2 separate regions of the Homo sapiens genome follow, and region 1 is linked to region 2. Evidence: read pairs that join two places in POLR2A ChIA-PET (ENCODE). Cell type or tissue: A673. All regions are shown on one strand. Each heading gives the region's core, and the rest is flanking DNA. Links, peaks and the distances in the headings are about the cores only.

What was found. Peaks named below come from ENCODE experiments on the same cell type or tissue, not always from the same donor. Only the 100,000 strongest peaks of a DNase experiment are listed, where the experiment ranks them.
Region 1: POLR2A ChIA-PET joins it to region 2 with 8 read pairs; 3 of 35 experiments call an interaction of 5 or more read pairs at or near these places.

What each region holds. Positions count from the first base shown.
Region 1 is chr2:127,706,966-127,715,363 of GRCh38, forward strand. WDR33 (WD repeat domain 33) reads right to left here. Exons shown (of 22, transcript NM_018383.5): 18 at 6,618-7,056; 19 at 2,728-2,891; 20 at 2,525-2,617; 21 at 1,712-1,927. Among named protein-coding and RNA genes, the nearest start is that of SFT2D3, 9.7 kb to the left of the region's middle. In A673, for the core only: no CTCF peak of the experiment used is centred there; a DNase peak (open chromatin) is centred at 1,416.
Region 2 is chr2:128,005,491-128,013,888 of GRCh38, forward strand. It overlaps SAP130 (Sin3A associated protein 130), which reads right to left. Exons shown (of 21, transcript NM_001330301.2): 6 at 7,540-7,664; 7 at 4,779-4,903. Among named protein-coding and RNA genes, the nearest start is that of SAP130, 18 kb to the right of the region's middle. In A673, for the core only: no CTCF peak of the experiment used is centred there; no DNase peak of the experiment used is centred there.

The DNA of each region.
Region 1 (8,398 bases), core at 139-2,638, 300 kb before region 2:
TTAATAAAAAGTGCTCCAACTAGGACAAGCGTTCACTGGGACTGTCCCGTGACATGTGGCACTTTTGGCTTCCTTTTCATAATTAGTAAAATAAAGTATTTCTTGAAAAAACAAAAGAAAAGCACAAAAACCCAAAAACCCCACAAAACACTGGCTTTCAGGTTCTATCACCGAGGCACAGCTTAACCTGCTTCAGACTAGTATGCACAAATGTTTAGGTACTATTAAAATTCTTTCATTCTGTTGCAGCTTGAGAATATATTTAAAAAAAAAAAAAAAAGAAAAAAAAGAAAGGAAAAGGAAAAAAAATTCTATCTTGTAAGATTTTTTTCCTCAGGAAATGATAGGATTTGGTCACATCTCCCATAATGCACTCTCAGAAGATGACTGCAAACTCTCCGCTGTCTCATATTTTGTAATAGAATATGAATCTAGCTGAGATGAAGTTAGGAGAGCCAGCCAAAGGAACAATCTTGGCTTCTTTTCTTAGAAAGTGCAGCTTCAACCCACCTGAGGCACCTGGGCAGAGTGTCAGCTACTACATCATTCCCATGCTAACTGCATGTCCTTGACCAGAGGGACCTAATAATGGTGTGCTGAGTGCCCAAGAAAGTCAGCCAAGGTCACAGCACACTGGCTAGTAGTACAATGTGTTTATGCAGGGTGATCTATTGATGATACATAAGGTAATTTCTGAGGGTTTTGTTGAGACAAACAACTATCAAGATCAAATGGCAGGCCAGGCATGGTGGCTCATGAGAGGCCAAGGCAGGTGGATCACTTGAGGCCAGGAGTTCGAGACCAGCCTAGCCAACATGGCAAAAGCCCATCTCTCTAAAAACACAAAAGCATGGTGGCGCACACCTGTAGTTCCAGCTACTGGGGAGACTGAGGCACAAGAATCACTTGAACCTGGGAGGCGGGGGTTGCTTGCAGTAAGCCAAGATCACACCACTGCACTCCAGCCTGGGCGACAGAAAAAAACCCAAAAAGACCAAATGGCAGAACTCTGTACTGGAAGGACCGTCCATACAGACAGGCCAACTTCAGGAGCAGAGCACAAGCTGGGGCATGCGGGGAGCAGCCTTCCCAGAAGCTTCCGAGCCACACCACCTATGCACCTCCCCCGCTGCCTTGCAACCAGAGTTGTATAGTCAGCCTTCAGAGGCAACTACTCCTGGCTAAAGTTAGTGCTGCCTATAACATAAAGCTCCACAGTTCCCAGTTGAGGAGATAATCTACTGTGCCCCTGGAAACACTGCCCATAGACCATGTTTCCCAAAGTCTCTGTGACTTTGAGCACAAGCAGTGTTCCTCTAGACCCAGGCTAAAAAAACCAACAGACCACCCAGGAGAGGACAACTCTTCCCCTCCCACTGAGAGCCCTTGAGGGTTCCAAGCAGCCTTGTGGAGGGCAGACTGCCAAGGAGAGCAGGGCTCCCAGACAGCAAGCCGAGCAGAGAGTGCTGGGGCATCTTGGCAGAGGGCTGAAGTGAAAACCTCAAGTGAACAGGGATTCCCGGAGGCAAGTGGAGTCCTGTGCAGGGCTGAGTTGCAGTCCACCAGATGACAGCTCGTGTGGCACTGGCACCACATTTAGGAGCATGTGCCTCTGCACAGCCCAGGCTGCAAGGGCATGTGCAGCAGATACAGGCAAGGCCTCCATCGGCCCCTGCATCTCCTGGAACCATAACCACTGGCCTGCTCTTACCTTTGCCTCCTCGGTCTTCAGAAGGGCCTCCTGGGGCCTCCATCTCTCTGTGCTCAGAAGTGCCTGGGCCATCATGCCAGGGGCGCTTTCGGGGAGGTAGGGATGCCATGTCCATGCCTTGGAGAGAAGAGGAGCGTTCTCTGCTGGCTGGGGAATGACCGTCGTGAGGGGGATGATCAGGGCGGGGAGTATCACGAAAATGTTCATGACCTGGCCCTGAAACAAGAAACAAATCTCCTTACAGGAAAGCACAGTGTGACCAGAAGTAGATGGGAATGACACTGTGAGAGTAAGGAGCAACTCGAGAGCCACCGTTCACTCATGCTGAATGCCCGCCAGAGGCCAAAGGGTAAGCCACCCAGACATCAGGGTGCCTCCTCATGTAAGAGGGGCAGGTAAGATCCAGAGAACTCGTTCTCAGGCATTGTAGTATCAAGACGTCTTTACAGTCTCAAATTACTGAGGACTCCTAAGAGATTTTGTTAATGAGAGTTGTAACTGCGAATATTTACCATATTAGCAATTGAGACTGGGGAAATTTTAATTCACTTAACTTTATTCTCCAAAAGCAATTTAGTGGAAAGAGCAGTCCCGTTTTATACTCAGATAGATCCCTGTAATGTCTGGCGGATTCCTCTGCTCTGCATTCCACCTGCTGAGATCAAGTGCTGCGGCTGCAGGACAGGAGACAGCCCAGCCCCCCGGGAGACATGAGCTGGAAAGAGGAGACCCGGTGCACCCCAGAGAGGGCCCTCAGAACTCACTTTGTGAACTGCAGTCTAGAGTTACCCAACAAGCGGTTCTTTTCCTTACCAGGCTCTCTGTTTCCATCCCAGGAATCTGGCTTCCGCCCTCCTTCAAAGCGAGGGAACTCGTCAGGAGTGGGAAGTAAACCCTTCCTTCCTCCTACACAACAGAGCAAACAATGCTGCACTCAGACTGTTCCTGGTGTATTCACAACCAGTGTATTCTGCACCCTATCCTTCCAGACCAGGTGTCTTTAGTAACTCGCTCACCTCGTGGGGTACCCCGACCTCGACCTCTGAGATCTCGTCCTCGGGCCGCTTCCTCAGAAGCATCAAAATTCTCCTCTGGACCAAAGTCTTCAGGACCAGGAAAACCATCCCTTCCTCTGGGGGGAGCACGGCCCTCATGCCTCGGCGGGGCTCCTCTTCTGAAACTGTAAAGAGAAAACAGCAGAATGTCCATCTCAGAGAACACCTTGCCACTCTAAGTTCATGTTTCAAAGAAGCATATGATATGAGAAAGCATGATACAATGTTAATTGGGAGGAAAACAAAATAAAACTATATATTTTTGAAAGGATACATTATATAATCCTATTAATACTATCAGAGGCAAAAACAGACCAGAAGGAAACACACCAGAGTGTGGAGTTACTTTAAGCTTCTTTTAGGCTTTTAGGTATATACAAGTATTACTTCATTTCATTCATTTCATTTTCACAGCCACCATATGAAGCTGGTATTATCAGCAGTTCCACTGATGAGAACACTGAGGCCCAGATTGCTGACATCATTTATTCAAGGACACAGAGTAAGTGCTGGTGATCTGAACTCAGCCAGTCTTGACCCTCGGCCCAGGTTCTGTATCACTGCCTCACAAATACTTATCATTATCATCTACATTTGTATGATGAACATTTATGACATATAATCAGAAAAATGGGGGCACAGATCGTGTCTGCCAACCATACTGGACCTGTCTGTAGGTAGGGGCTCTGCCATCTGCCCCAGCCCACAGCCTCCACCCAGGGGCAGGCCTCCATGACCACGAGTGGCACTCATGGCCCGAGTCCACAGCTGATGGGCACACAGGTCAGCATCTGGTTTACAGGCAGCGATCCACTGGCTAGCTGGCAGTCTGGAGCCCTGCTTAGTGAACAGCTTCCCCTTCTCTCAGGAATTTTGGAGCCAGGAGACTACACTGACTGGGAGTATTGCTGAGGCAGAGAGGGTACCAGGAGGTCTGTGCGAAAGAAGAGAAAGTGACCTTCTGGCAGCGCTCACTGAGAGGCGGTGGCGCCACCCTGCAGGGCCCCTCTGCATGAGCTGCATGGCCTCCTCCCAGGCCAGGCCTCTGCTCTTCCTCAGGTTTCCATTCCATTGCCTTTATCCTAATCTTCTACTTGGAAGATTTTCAAACTTACAGTAAAGCTGAAAGAACAGTACAATGAACATCCCAGATCCTCCACCCAGATCAATCCCTTCTTAATATTTTGCCACACGTGCTTTATCTTCTCCGTCCAGCTACTCACAAACATGTTTTCTAAACCATTTGAAAATCAGTTGCCAACACGAGCTTTACCCCTAAATCCTTCAGTCCATTTCTTCTAAGAACAAGAACTTTCTCCTATATAATCACAATACCTTTACACTCTCACACACCAGCCTAGGCTATGGGTCTGCACTGACAGATGAAACACAATACAAATCAAGACAGGATGGCCGGGCACAGTGGCTCACACCTGTAATCCCAGCACTTTGGGAGGCCGAGGCAGGCAGATCACTTGAGGCCAGGAGTTCGAGACCAGCCTGGCCAACATGGCTAAACCCCATCTTTACTAAAAATACAAAAATTAGCTGGGCGTGGTGGCGCGTGCCTGTAATCCCAGCTACTCGGGAGGCTGAAGCACAAGAATCGCTTGAACCCAGGAGGTGGAGGCTGCAGTGAGCCGAGATCATGCCACTGCACTCCAGCCTGAGCGACAAAGCAAGATTCCCTCTCAAAAAAAAAAAAAAAAAAAGACAAGGTAAAATGTAACATTTTGCACAAGATGCAGAGATTCAATAAGTCAGTGAACATTACGCAGATGTAAAGCTCTTCTAGTCATAAAAAGCCATGTCAAAGGTAATGCTTGGATATCATTAAGAGAGGGTCTTAAAAACACTGGGAGCCCTTACGTCTTTATTTTTAACCTCCCTATCTCCCCTCCCCCAAAACAATTGCTTCCTTAGCCCCGACTATGTCATGCTTCTGAGCCTGTCATCAGCCTTGCTTTTCTCACCACCCCTGAGGGTGGGCTGGCCAACCCTAACTCAACCACATATACAGATATATATATATATATATATATATATATATTTTTTTTTTGAGACAGAGTCTCGCCCTGTCACCCAGGCTGGAGTGCAGTGGTGCAATCTTGGCTCACTGCTATCTCTGCCTCCCAGATTCAGACGATTCTCCTGCCTCAGCCTTCCGAGTAGCTGGGATTACAGGCACGCACCACCATGCCCGGCTAATTTTTTGTATCTTTAGTAGAGACAGGGTTTCACCATGTTGGCCAGGCTGGTCTCGAACTCCTGACCTCGTGATACACCCACCTCGGCCTCCCAAAGTGCTGGGATTACAAGCGTGAGCCACTGTGCCCGGCCTTAACCATCTATTCACAAGAAGAGTAAGAAATGGAATGAAAGGACCAGGCGCAGTGGCTCACGCCTATAATCCCTGCACTCTGGGGGGGCTGAAGAACGTGGATCACTTGAGGTCAGGAGTTCAAGACGAGCCTGGCCAACATGGTGAAACCTCATCTCTACTAAAAATACAAAAATTAGCCAGGCAAGGTGGTGTGAGCCTGTATCCCAGCTCCTCAAGAGGCTGAGACAGGAGAATCACTTGAACCTGGAAGGTGGAGGCTGCAGTGAGCCGAGATCGTGCCACTGCACTCCAGCCTGGCAACAGAGCAAGACTCCGTCTCAAGAAGAAAAAAAAAAAAAAAGAAATGGGATGAAAGGACACGGAAGGCTAAGGAGTAATCAGAGACTATAGTAAAAGCTGAAGTGCTGAACAGCATGGGCCTGAAGCCCAGCTCTGACACCTACCACCTGCCAGACCTCGGAAAGTCAAGACACTGCTCTTATTCTGTCTGAATCAGCATAAGATGCTGACAGTCGCACCTATCTCACAAATTCTTTAAATAAAATGAGTTAATTTCCTAAATTAAAACAAATTCCTCAATTTAAATGAGGTAACAACATCTGATACAAAATACTCAATTATCATCATCTTTAATTATTCTGAGTCTCACTTGAGATTTTACTATTTCCTGGTGTTTTTTTGTTTTGTTTTGTTTTTCTTTTAAGAGACAGGGTCTTGCTCTGTAGCCCAGGCTGAAGTGCAATGGCATAATCATAACTCACTGCAGCCTCCTGGCCTCAGCTGATCCTCCCACCTCAGCTTCCTGAGTAGCTAGGACTACAGGCATGCACCACCAAACCCAGCTAATTAAAAAATTTTTTTTGTAGAGATGGAGTTACACTATGTCGTTCAGGCTGTTCTTCAATTCCTGGCCTCAAGCGATCCTCCTGCCTCAGCCACCCAAAGTGCTGGGATTACAGGCGTGAGCCACTGGTCCTGGGCTAATTCCTGTTTCTTTCTCCACATTTCTTCTGTTCCTTAAACTCCCCAAGAATGCTGAGATGAGTGTTCAAGCCTGATCTAAGTTTAACAGGAAGACTGTTTTTCAGTTTAAGTTTGTTAAGATTATTGGGCAATTACACAAAAATTGTATCTATTTCACAACCCCTTTATTTCCAATCTAGGTAGCTGCCTCATATTTCCTTATTCTAATCAAGAAGAACCTGGAAATTTTAAGTCAGATCCCAGCAAGTCTTGTAGTACACTGATCCTCCCATCTCTTTAGAAAGGACCAAAATATAAAAAAATAAACAAAACGAAAAAGATTTCTAGACAGCAAAGATTAAAACAAGACTAAGGTTAAAAAGCACACTTTTTTTAAACGTCCAAATGCAAACTCTACAGAGTGCAGGGCTGGTAATTGATATAATTCTCTTTCCTCAAGAAAAAGAAGAAAGAGACCTTTGTGGAGACAGCAGATAAAAAGCTCCACTGAAGATGGAATGGGCCCACAAAGTATCTGTCCCACCTTTCTTCTCTGCGCCCTCGAAAACGTGGGTCCTCGGGATCCCGGGGGAAACGTTCATCTCCGGGCCTGCGGCCTTCCCATGCCCCCGGAGGGCCTCGGGCTGCACCCCGGCCATCCCCCTCGCTGAATTCCCTGTGATCAGGGGGAAACGGAGGCCCAGGGCCCCCTCGCCTCCACTTCTCTTCTTGCGGTAAAGGTCCTCCTCGCCCCTCAAATTCACGTAACCGGTGGCCAAAGCGCTTGTCAGGGTGGAAGTCATCTGGTCTGCTGAAGTCATCGGGGAAGTCTGGGTGAGGGCCACGCCTATCAGGGGGACCCCTGCAGTCCTGGCCACCCCGGAAAGGCCCCCTCTCGGGCCCATGCTCAGGCCCGCCGCTCTGCTCATGCCGCCTCTCTGACATCGGGCCCATGTGATGGTTTGGAGGGCCGCGGGAGTCACCTAAAGGAAACAAAGCTGACTTTTACCATGTCTTCCAGGAAACCTGCCAACATAGGTCTGATCTGTAGCATCTCTACATTTCAGAATACATTCTTTATTGAGAATGTTTTCCCTCCTTGGTTCTCAGCTTAGTTAGGAGACAAATGTCCCTGAAGCATTGGGTAATAGAACAGGAGCTTTGGGGTGCAGATTTCAACTTCATCACCCACTAGCTAGGGCAAATTACTCATCTCAAATGAGATCAGCAGCATCTGTCCATCTCTTAGTATACACTGGAAAAATGAGAGAGCCTCCTGGGCTTCAGAAGGAGCTTCCTTTGTCTGCCCCTATTCTTTCAGGCATTTCATTAGGGCCACCTGCTCCACATCCAAGGAGGACACAACAGAGGAAATTAATGCTGCAGGCCAGGAAGCGTGCCAAGAATTCACCTCTGTACCCATCAACAGGGTGCCACTGCCACCCATGACATCCCTCCTCTAACCCCAGCTTGTTGCACTTGATTCCTCTGTAAGGTACATGCAATCACCAGCCTCTCAAATACCTGCCTGATGACCAAACAGCCCTGCTGGGCTTCAGTGTCGGGGTTTTCTGCACCTCTCTATGGATGTTGTTCCTCATCTACAATATTCTCACCATTCTTTGAAGACAGTGTTTGGAATCCCACTAAAGTTTTCTAAAATATGTGAAAATATGTACTGTAATGAAAGTACTGAATAAAAATGGAAAGATGCCAGTTAAATGTGTGATGGTTAACTTAGTTCACCTCCTAACTTGGAAGGGACTGTTTTTCCAGCTACTGAACTACTGCAGCTTTTATAAATGTTTACCTATTTTTGGTTAACATACAATTTAAATCAAACACTTTTTAAAAGTAGGTAGCGAAAGGATACTCTTGATTCTAAAAACAAAAACTGTGTTTTTAAAGTGAAATTCCTCCAATAGCCCAGTTCATGCCTTTTACTGCTTTTCCCTGGCTATAAAGACAAACCCCTCCTGTACCCCAGCCAACCATAATTCTCACCTCCCCCGCAACAGCATCCCTCTTCTTTCTTTTCTTTCTTTGTTTCTTTTTTTTTTTTTTTTTTTTTTGAGACAGAGGCTTACTCTGTCACCAGGCTGGAATGAAGTGGCGTGATCTCAGCTCACTGAAACCTCCACCTTAGGGATTCAAGCGATTCTCCTGCTTCAGCCTCCTGAGTAGCTGGGATTACAGGTACCACGCCCGGCTAATTTTTGTATTTTCAGTAGAGACGGGGTTTCACCATGTTGGCCAGGCTAGTCTTGAACTCCTGACCTCAAGTGATACACCCAGTCAGCCTCCCAAAGTGCTGGGATTACAGGC
Region 2 (8,398 bases), core at 2,306-4,805:
TGTAATCCCAGCTACTCGGAAGACTGAGGCAAGAGAATGGCTTGAACCCGGGGGGTGGAGACTGCAGTGAGCTGAGACCGCGCCACTGAACTCCAGCCTGAGCAAGACTAGGTCTCAAAAGAAAAAAAAACAAACAAACTGTTCATATAGTTTTTCTTTCTTTTTTTTTTTTTTGAGACAGTGTCTCGCTCTGTTGCCCAGGCTGGAGCGCAGTGGCGCGATCTTGGCTCACTGCAACCTCCGCCTCCCAGGTTCAAGCGATTCTCCCGCCTCAGCTTCCCAAGTAGCTGGGATTACAGGCATCCGGCCCCATGCCCAGCTGACAGACAGGGTTTCACCATGTTGGCCAGGCTGGTCTCAAACTCCTGACCTCAAGTGATCTGCCTGCCTCAGCCTCCCAGAGTGCTGGGATTAGAGGCATGAGCCACCATGCCTGGCCAATGAATAGTTTTATGCTACAGATTGAAAAGGCACACCATGTTTAGAACAAAACCATAAATAATGGTCATTACAAAATAAATGCTATGAAATTTGCTGATATTCAACGAAAAAGAATCAGGCAATAAGGCAAAAAGACTAAGGCCTTTGTAAGCGGTTAAAAAAAAAAAAAACAGACTCCAGTAACATCCAGATCTAGAAGACGGGAAAAATTACCCATCAAGTAATCATGGAAAGAATATAGAAACAATAAAACACTCAATCAGCCAAACTATTGCCTAAGTATAAATGGGAAATGATTCTCAGCACGTAAACTTTCAAAATATTGGTGCTTTAAATTTTGCCCTTTTTGAAGAAAGTGATAGAAAATAAATTTCATTCAACCAAGTAATGACTGAAAAGACAAGGGTCAAAGAACTGACAGACTGAATGTATTTAGTAGAAAAATTAAGATATGACTTACATTTTTCTGGAATTTTACTTTTTTTCTATACCTTGAACCAATTTCATTATCACTGATTTATCTGGCCCCTTTGAAGGTTTGGTAGAATTCTATGAAACCAAGGCTGGGTGTGGTGGCTCACAATTGTAATCCCAGCACTTTGGGAGGCTGAGGCAGATGGATCGCTTGAGCCCAGGAGTTTGACACCAGCCTGGGCAACATAGGGAGACCCTGTCTCTACAAAACATTTTAAAATTAGCCAGGCATGGTGCATGGTGGCACGTGCCCGTAGTCCCAGCTTTGGGAGGCTGAGGTAGAAGGATCACTTGGGCCTAGGAGGTCAAGGCTGCAGTGAGCCGTGATCAAGCCACTGTTCTCCAACCTGGCTGGCGGAGCAAGACGTTGTCTCAAAAAAGAATTCTATGAAACCAGCTGGATCTGGTGCTTTTGTGAGAGATAGTGCTTAAAATTTTTTTCTATTTCTTCTAAGGAAATTGGTCTGTTGAAGAAGTTCTATCTTAATTCCAAAAAAGTTAGACATTAGGAATTTATTGTAGTTGTAGATATAAAGAGAAAAATCATCTGATTAGGGTTTTTGTCTGTTTCATTCACTACTTGTAGTATATTGCTAGTGTTATATGAGTGAATGCTAAAAATGCATTCAACAAAATTCAATATCCAGGTTTTATTAAAACAATCAACACAATGGAAAAGATACTTTGACAAAACGATTAAAAATAAAAAGCCTACCCCTAGTTTTCATCATACAGTTGGCCCTCAGTTTCATAGGTGCCACATCTATGGATTCAACCAAGCATGGATTGAAAATATTCAAAGGGGAAAACAATTTCCCCAAATTCCAAAAAGCAAAACTTGCATTAGCTGAGCACCAAGTACTATACGGAATCCACATGAATGAAGTGATGTGCAGGCATCATAATAGGCACTCCAAGTAACCTGGAGATGATTTAGAGTACATGGGAGGAGGTGCGTAGGTTATACGCAAATACTATGCTACTTTATATGAAGGAACTTGAGCGTCCTTGGATTTCAGCATCTGCAGGGGCTCCTGGAGCCAAGACCCCATAGATAGAGATGACTGTATATCCATTTATACCTTGTGAATTTCCTCATACCATCTGAATACATTAACTTTTATAAAGTTAAAATGAGCAACAACAAGTAGTCTATTTTATGTTGGGTAGTTCTGTCTCTTTGTACCTCAGGCAACATATTTATTAATAACTGCCACAAAGTAAAGTATCCCTTTTATTGAAGAGAGAACAAAGGATCAGGGGAGTTGAAAACCTGCTTAATGTCACACAAGTAGATAACAGAGCTAATGGCTTAAGATAAGTTCCAGGTATTGCTGTTCATTTAAACATAATTTTCTTCAGAGTTCTGTTCTAGGCCCTCTTCTCACTCTCTAGTACCCCTGGATAGACACCTGAAGGCTTTCATTGTGGCCCACACATTGATCACTCCTAAACCCATTATCTCTAGCACAGACATCTCTTCAACCACATACTGACAACAGCCACTTGGTTGTTACACAGATAAACTCAGTATCCCAAAGCTCAAGCTTTTCTAAAACCTGCTTTCCTTCCCTTGTTTTGATTTTCATTTACTCGGACAAGTAAGGAGGAAATCAAAGAGGCATCTCCGATTCCTCTTTCTTCCTCACCACTCTGCCCTGCTTTTAGCTGACAGGTCCTAGTGGTGCCCCGCCAGCTTCTAACAATTCCTCTCTCCACACCTACTATCCTTGCTTTGATTCAGTGAATCTCTTCTTGTCTGCACTATTGCCAAAGGCTCCCTTCCCTCAACATAACCAATGGCAAGAATCAACTGCCCTCCCTAACCTCCCTGTAATGTGACTTGGAGATCATGAGGAAAAACAGCATGATGTCATCCCTGATTGTGTCACTCACAAAAAGCCTTTAAGATCATCCCTCATCAACCACACTTTATCCCTGTATGGCTCTACAAATCTTTCTTGCTTCTTTTTTTTCAGAGTCAGGATCTCGCTCTGTTGCCCAGACTAGAGAGTAGTGGCACAATCATAGCTCCTAGTAATCTCAAACTCCTGTGGTCACATGATCCTCCCACTTCCGTCTCCAAGTACCTAGGGCTATAGGTACATGCCACCACGCTTACCTTTTTTTTTTTTTTTTTTAATTTGTTGAAATGGGATCTTGGTATGTTGCTGGGGCTGGTCTTGAATTCCTGGCCTCAAGTGATTCTCCCACCTTGGCCTCCAAAAGCACTGGGGTTACGGGCACGAGCCACTGCACCTAGCCTAAATCCTTTTCCTGTTTGTTTTTTTTTTGGTGGAGATGGGGTCTCGCTCTGTTGCCCCAGCTGGAATGCAGTGACATGATCACAGCTCACTATAGACTCAATCTCCAGGGCTCAAGTCATCCTCCCACCTCAGCTTCCCATGTAGCTGGGACCATAGGTACACACCACCATGCCTGGCTACTTTTTTATTTTTTAAAGAGATGGGGTCTCCCTATGTTGCCCAGGCTGGTCTCAAACTCCTGGACTCCGGTGATCCTCCTGCCTCAGCCTCCCAAAGTGCTGAGATTACATGCATGAGCCATTATATCTTGCCATCACAATCTTAAAATGCCTAAAATCAAAGTATAAAACTCCTTTCCTAAACCTCCCACTGTCCTCCACCCTGTTAGGTATACAGGCCAACTAGCACTGGCAAATAATCGTGACTCCTCTCCTTCTTTCACACTCCCACACCCCCACCGCCTGCCCCAGTGATTCCTCAGAAATCTTCTTGACTCTATCCTTCAAAATCTACCCAGGGCCAGGTGTGGTGGCTGGCTCATGCCTATAATCCCAGCACTTAGGGCGATGCGAGGATCACTTGAGCCCAGGAGTTCACGACCAACCTGGGCAACAAAGTGAGAACCTGTCTCTACAAGAAAATAAAAAAATTAGTTAGGCATGGTGGTGCACATCTGGAGTTCCAGCTACTTGGGAGGCTGAGGCAAGAGGATCACTTGAGCCTGAGAGTTTGAGGCTGCAGTGAGCCATGATCGTGCCACTATACTCCAGCCTGGGTGACAGAGTGAGACCCTGTCTCCAAAAAATAATAATAATCTACCCAGAATCTAATCATGTCTTTCTACATCCATTTTCATCTCTCCTACATGCTGGCTATACCCTTCTACCCAACTCTGCTTCTAACTTGGCCTCTCCAGAGCCTATTCTATCCAGCAACCAGGCTGAACCAACTGAAACTTCAGATCATTGCATCGGTCTGCTAAAAACTCCACTAAGGCTTTCCATCATGCCCCAGCCGAGTCCATGTCCTTAGTGTGGCTCCTAAGGGCCTATGTGATCTGGAGACCCTGCTACCTCCCCAAATCTAACTCTTGCCACCTTGGCCTCACTGGTGGTCCTTATAAGTGGCAAACACAATCCTGTCTCAGAGCCTTTGCGCTCACTGTTCCCACTGCCTAGAATACTCTTCTCTCCGATAACCATATAGCTCACTCACTTCATTATATCTTTTCATTTTCTACTGAAATGTATTCTTATCAACAAAGCCCTCTCCGACCACATTACATGAAACTGTAAGTCCCCTGCACCACCCACCCTGTCACTCCCAATCCCTTTTACCCTTATTTTTTTCCAAAGCACTTTTCACCATCTAAAAAGCTACATATTTATCGCGTCTCCAGCCTGTAAAAACAGAAGCTCTGTGTGGGCAGCAATTTCTTTGTTCACAGCTTTAGCCCCAGGATTTAGAACACTACATAGCTCATTATAAAAAAAAAAAGCCACTCAATAAATATTTACTTAAATGAAGGAACGAAAGAAAAAAGAGTGAAGGAGGAGGATGGCAGGAAGGTTCAAACTTCATACTCCCCATGTATACCTAAGTGCTGAATCAGTAGCATGCGCCGCTGTCGTAGTGATGACTGGAGACTGAGCTCTGGTGGCTGAGACAGTTGCTACCACAGCAGGAGGGATGGCATTGGAGGTGGTCACAGGTGGCCGAGACTACCAAAAGAGAAAAAACAGTTCATTTAAAACAAAAATAAAATAGAGGAAGTCAAATACTAAATGTGTAATTTGAAACTTGAGCCTACAGATAAGCATGTTTCTGCCCAAGTAAAAATAAATTCTCACCATTCCAATTAAGGAATTCTCTTTTCAGATAGGTTGTTATAAGACCAAGAGCCAGGCCGGGCACGGTGGCTCACGCCTGTAATTCCCAGCACTTTGGGAGGCTGAGGTGGGCAGATCAACTGAGATCAGGAGTTAAAAGACCAGCCTGGCTAACACAGTAAAACCCTGTCTTGACTAAAAATACAAAAAAAATTAGCCGGGTGTGGTGGCACGCGCCTGTAATCCCAGCTACTCAGGAGGTTGAGGCAGGAGAATCGCTTGAACCTGGGAGGCAGAGGTTGCAGTGAGCCAAGACCGCACCATTGCGCTCCAGCTTGAGCAACAAGAGAGAAACTGTCTTGAAAAAATAGAAAAGAAAAAAAAAAAAGACTAAGAGTCAGAATTATTAAAAAAAAAAAATCCCTTAAGATACCACTGACAAGTGTTTTGAAAAAAAAAAAAAAATCCCATTTTGATTGAACAGTACATGAGTCCCTCCTGTACAAATGTGATTGGAGTCAAAATTCTGCCCTACTATTGGTACCAATGGGATCTCACCCTTCAATCTAGAGTTGCCACAGGTCTGTTGTTGGTCCTGGTGTAGACATTTTACGCTGCCATCCAACCCAGCACCTCCACAGAGGGCCTACTCAGCTGCTGAATAGAGCTGTTGGCTCTCAGGCCATCTACGTTAGTGAGTACAAGGGCAACTCAAGGTAACAGTATTCTTTTCTAGGTAATCGTTCAGGGTGCCCATATCCTTTCTGGATGTTTTCACATGGACAGAGTGCCCTTATCACACTTACGTGTGAAATCTTCCTCTAAAAAATAAGCTCCACACTGGGCTTCATCCACATACCCACCATTATTCTTCGAATCACCTGAGTTCTGATTCTTCCCTTGCTCTTAACCCTGAAACATGCATCTAAATGGCCGAGCTCTGCCCATTCCTCATCCTTGCTTTTCATCTACAGCCCTTTTACCTGCCGCTTCTACCATGTGCAGGTGCGTGTCTCACACTAGGGCTACAGCACCAGCTTCCTCACTCGGGAGCTCCTTGTCTTGGTTCTCGTCTTCCTCCAACCCTTCATATGTATCACATATACTACTAGAGGCCTAATACTCCTCCGACTCTGTTTTCTTGGCCAGAAAAGTATTTATCTTGAAAGCTGTAGGCTAGACAGATACTACCCAGTATCATAATCAAGACTTCCTTATTATCTTAAACCCAGTTGTTTCATACATCTGTCTGTCCCCTGAAAGTGCTTAAGGGGACAGACCTCCTGTATGTGATTCAGCTAGATTAATCTTATCTTTCTTATTTTTTGTGAGATGGAGTCTCACTCTCTCGTCCCAGCTAGAGTGCAGTGGCACGATCTTGGCTCACTGCAACCTCTGCCTCTCGGACTCAAGTGATTCTCCCACCTCAGCCTCCCAGGTAGCTGGGATTACAGGCACGCACCACCATGCCCAGCTAATTTTTTGGCATTTTAGTAGAGACAGGGTTTCACCATGTTGCCCAAGGCGGTTTCAAACTCCTGATCTCAGACAATCCGCCCGCCTTGGCCTCCCAAAATGCTGGGAATTACAGGTGTGAGCCACTGCGCCTGGCCTAATCTCATCTTTCAACAGTATTACTTTAATGATACACAGAGCCATTGTGTTAAAAAGACAAAAATGATTTTTGGCCGGGCACAGTAGCTCACGCCTGTAATCCTAGCACTTCAGGAGGCCGAGGCAGGCAGATCACTTGAGGTCAGGAGTTCGAGACCAGCCTGGCCAACAGGGTGAAATCCTGTCTCTACTAAAAGTATAAAAATTAGCCGGGCATGGTGGTGCACACCTGTAGTCCCAAGTACTTGGAAGGCTGAGGCAGGAGAATCGCTTGAACCCAGGAAGCAGAGGTTGCAGTGAGCTGGGATCGCACCACTGCACTTCAGCCTGGGCAACAGAGTGAGACTGTCTCAAAAAACAAAAACAAATAAACAAAAAAACGCAGTGGCTCTCTACTGTATATAAAGTCTAGTTTATACTCCATATCCTAGAGAACCCAATTTATAGATACTATATTTCCTGCAAATATATTATACTTCAGTAATAATGAGGTCATAGATTTCCTTAAGAAAAAGCTGAATGGCATGGACCATGTTCTTGGAATATACATAGATATACACCTAACTTTTAGGAGTCCACAGATCCCCCCAATCCAAATTAAAATCCCTCAATCCTAGCTAGCCTTTACTAACTGCTGTCTACAACCATCACTCCCTTCCTTGCCACTGTTCATTTCCCCCTTCACTTCCTCTTCACTTCTCTGATTCCTCGTTAGCACAGCCTTTCCAACAGGAAGGCTTCCCACCATCTCTCCTCTGCATTCTTACAGCTTGCCACATGACACTGTGCATCTTTCAAACTTCCCTATGTCTTGGCAACTAGATGGAAAGTCCCTGAGGTCAAGGATGTGCCTAGTGCCTGGCAGAATGAATAACTCCAATGAGGCCCTTAATGCACCCCAGGCTCCGACGTGCCTGGATTGGTTGGTGAATGATGTGCTGTACTGCTGGCTGAGCAGTAGCAGCATTTGGCAGCTGTGAGGTCGGCCTCAGGACTGTGGTTACTTTAGAACTGGACATCACAGCAGCAGCAGCTGCACCTGAAAAAAAAAAAGTGTTTATTATATTTATTCTAGTTATATTCCCTGGGAAAATAATCAGTATGTTTCCCAAAACTCAGATAGCATGTCAATATCGAGCTGAAGTATGGTATGTATACTTCCCATTTCATCACAGAGAAAACAAAGAAAATGTGTATTCAAGAGATTTAATAATAATTTATATTGCCTCTTCACAGACAACCTTAAGTGAAACTAGCTGCTGTTTTTTGTTTCTGTTAACTGCAAGTGTGCACAGTGGTAAAGCACACAGGGAACAGCAGTGTGATGCCACTGCCTCAGCTCTGACGAGGCTCGGACACTTTGCCTTCCAGTCTTTGTTCCATTAGAGCAGACGTCGACATTGCCAAAGGGACACATTATGAACCTTAACCTTAAACCTAACCCTGCACTTTTCACCCTGCAGACCCCCATAAGGGCCTGTGAACCACATTTGGAGAACTGCTGAGTTATGCTATAACCAAGCAAACCTGGTCTTGCGTTTGCTAACTTGATTTTGCCAACAATCTCCAATTGTTGTAAAGTCTCCAATAAAAGGTAAAAATTTCTAGTCAAAATTCATTTATTACCTCACAACCTATTAGAACTTAAGGGTAAAAATAAATTAATCTTAGCCATGTGGTGGCTCACACCTGTAGTCCCAGCCACTCAGGAGGCTAAAGTGGGAAGATCGCTTGTGCCCCAGAAATCTGAAACCAGCCTGGGTAACCCAGTGA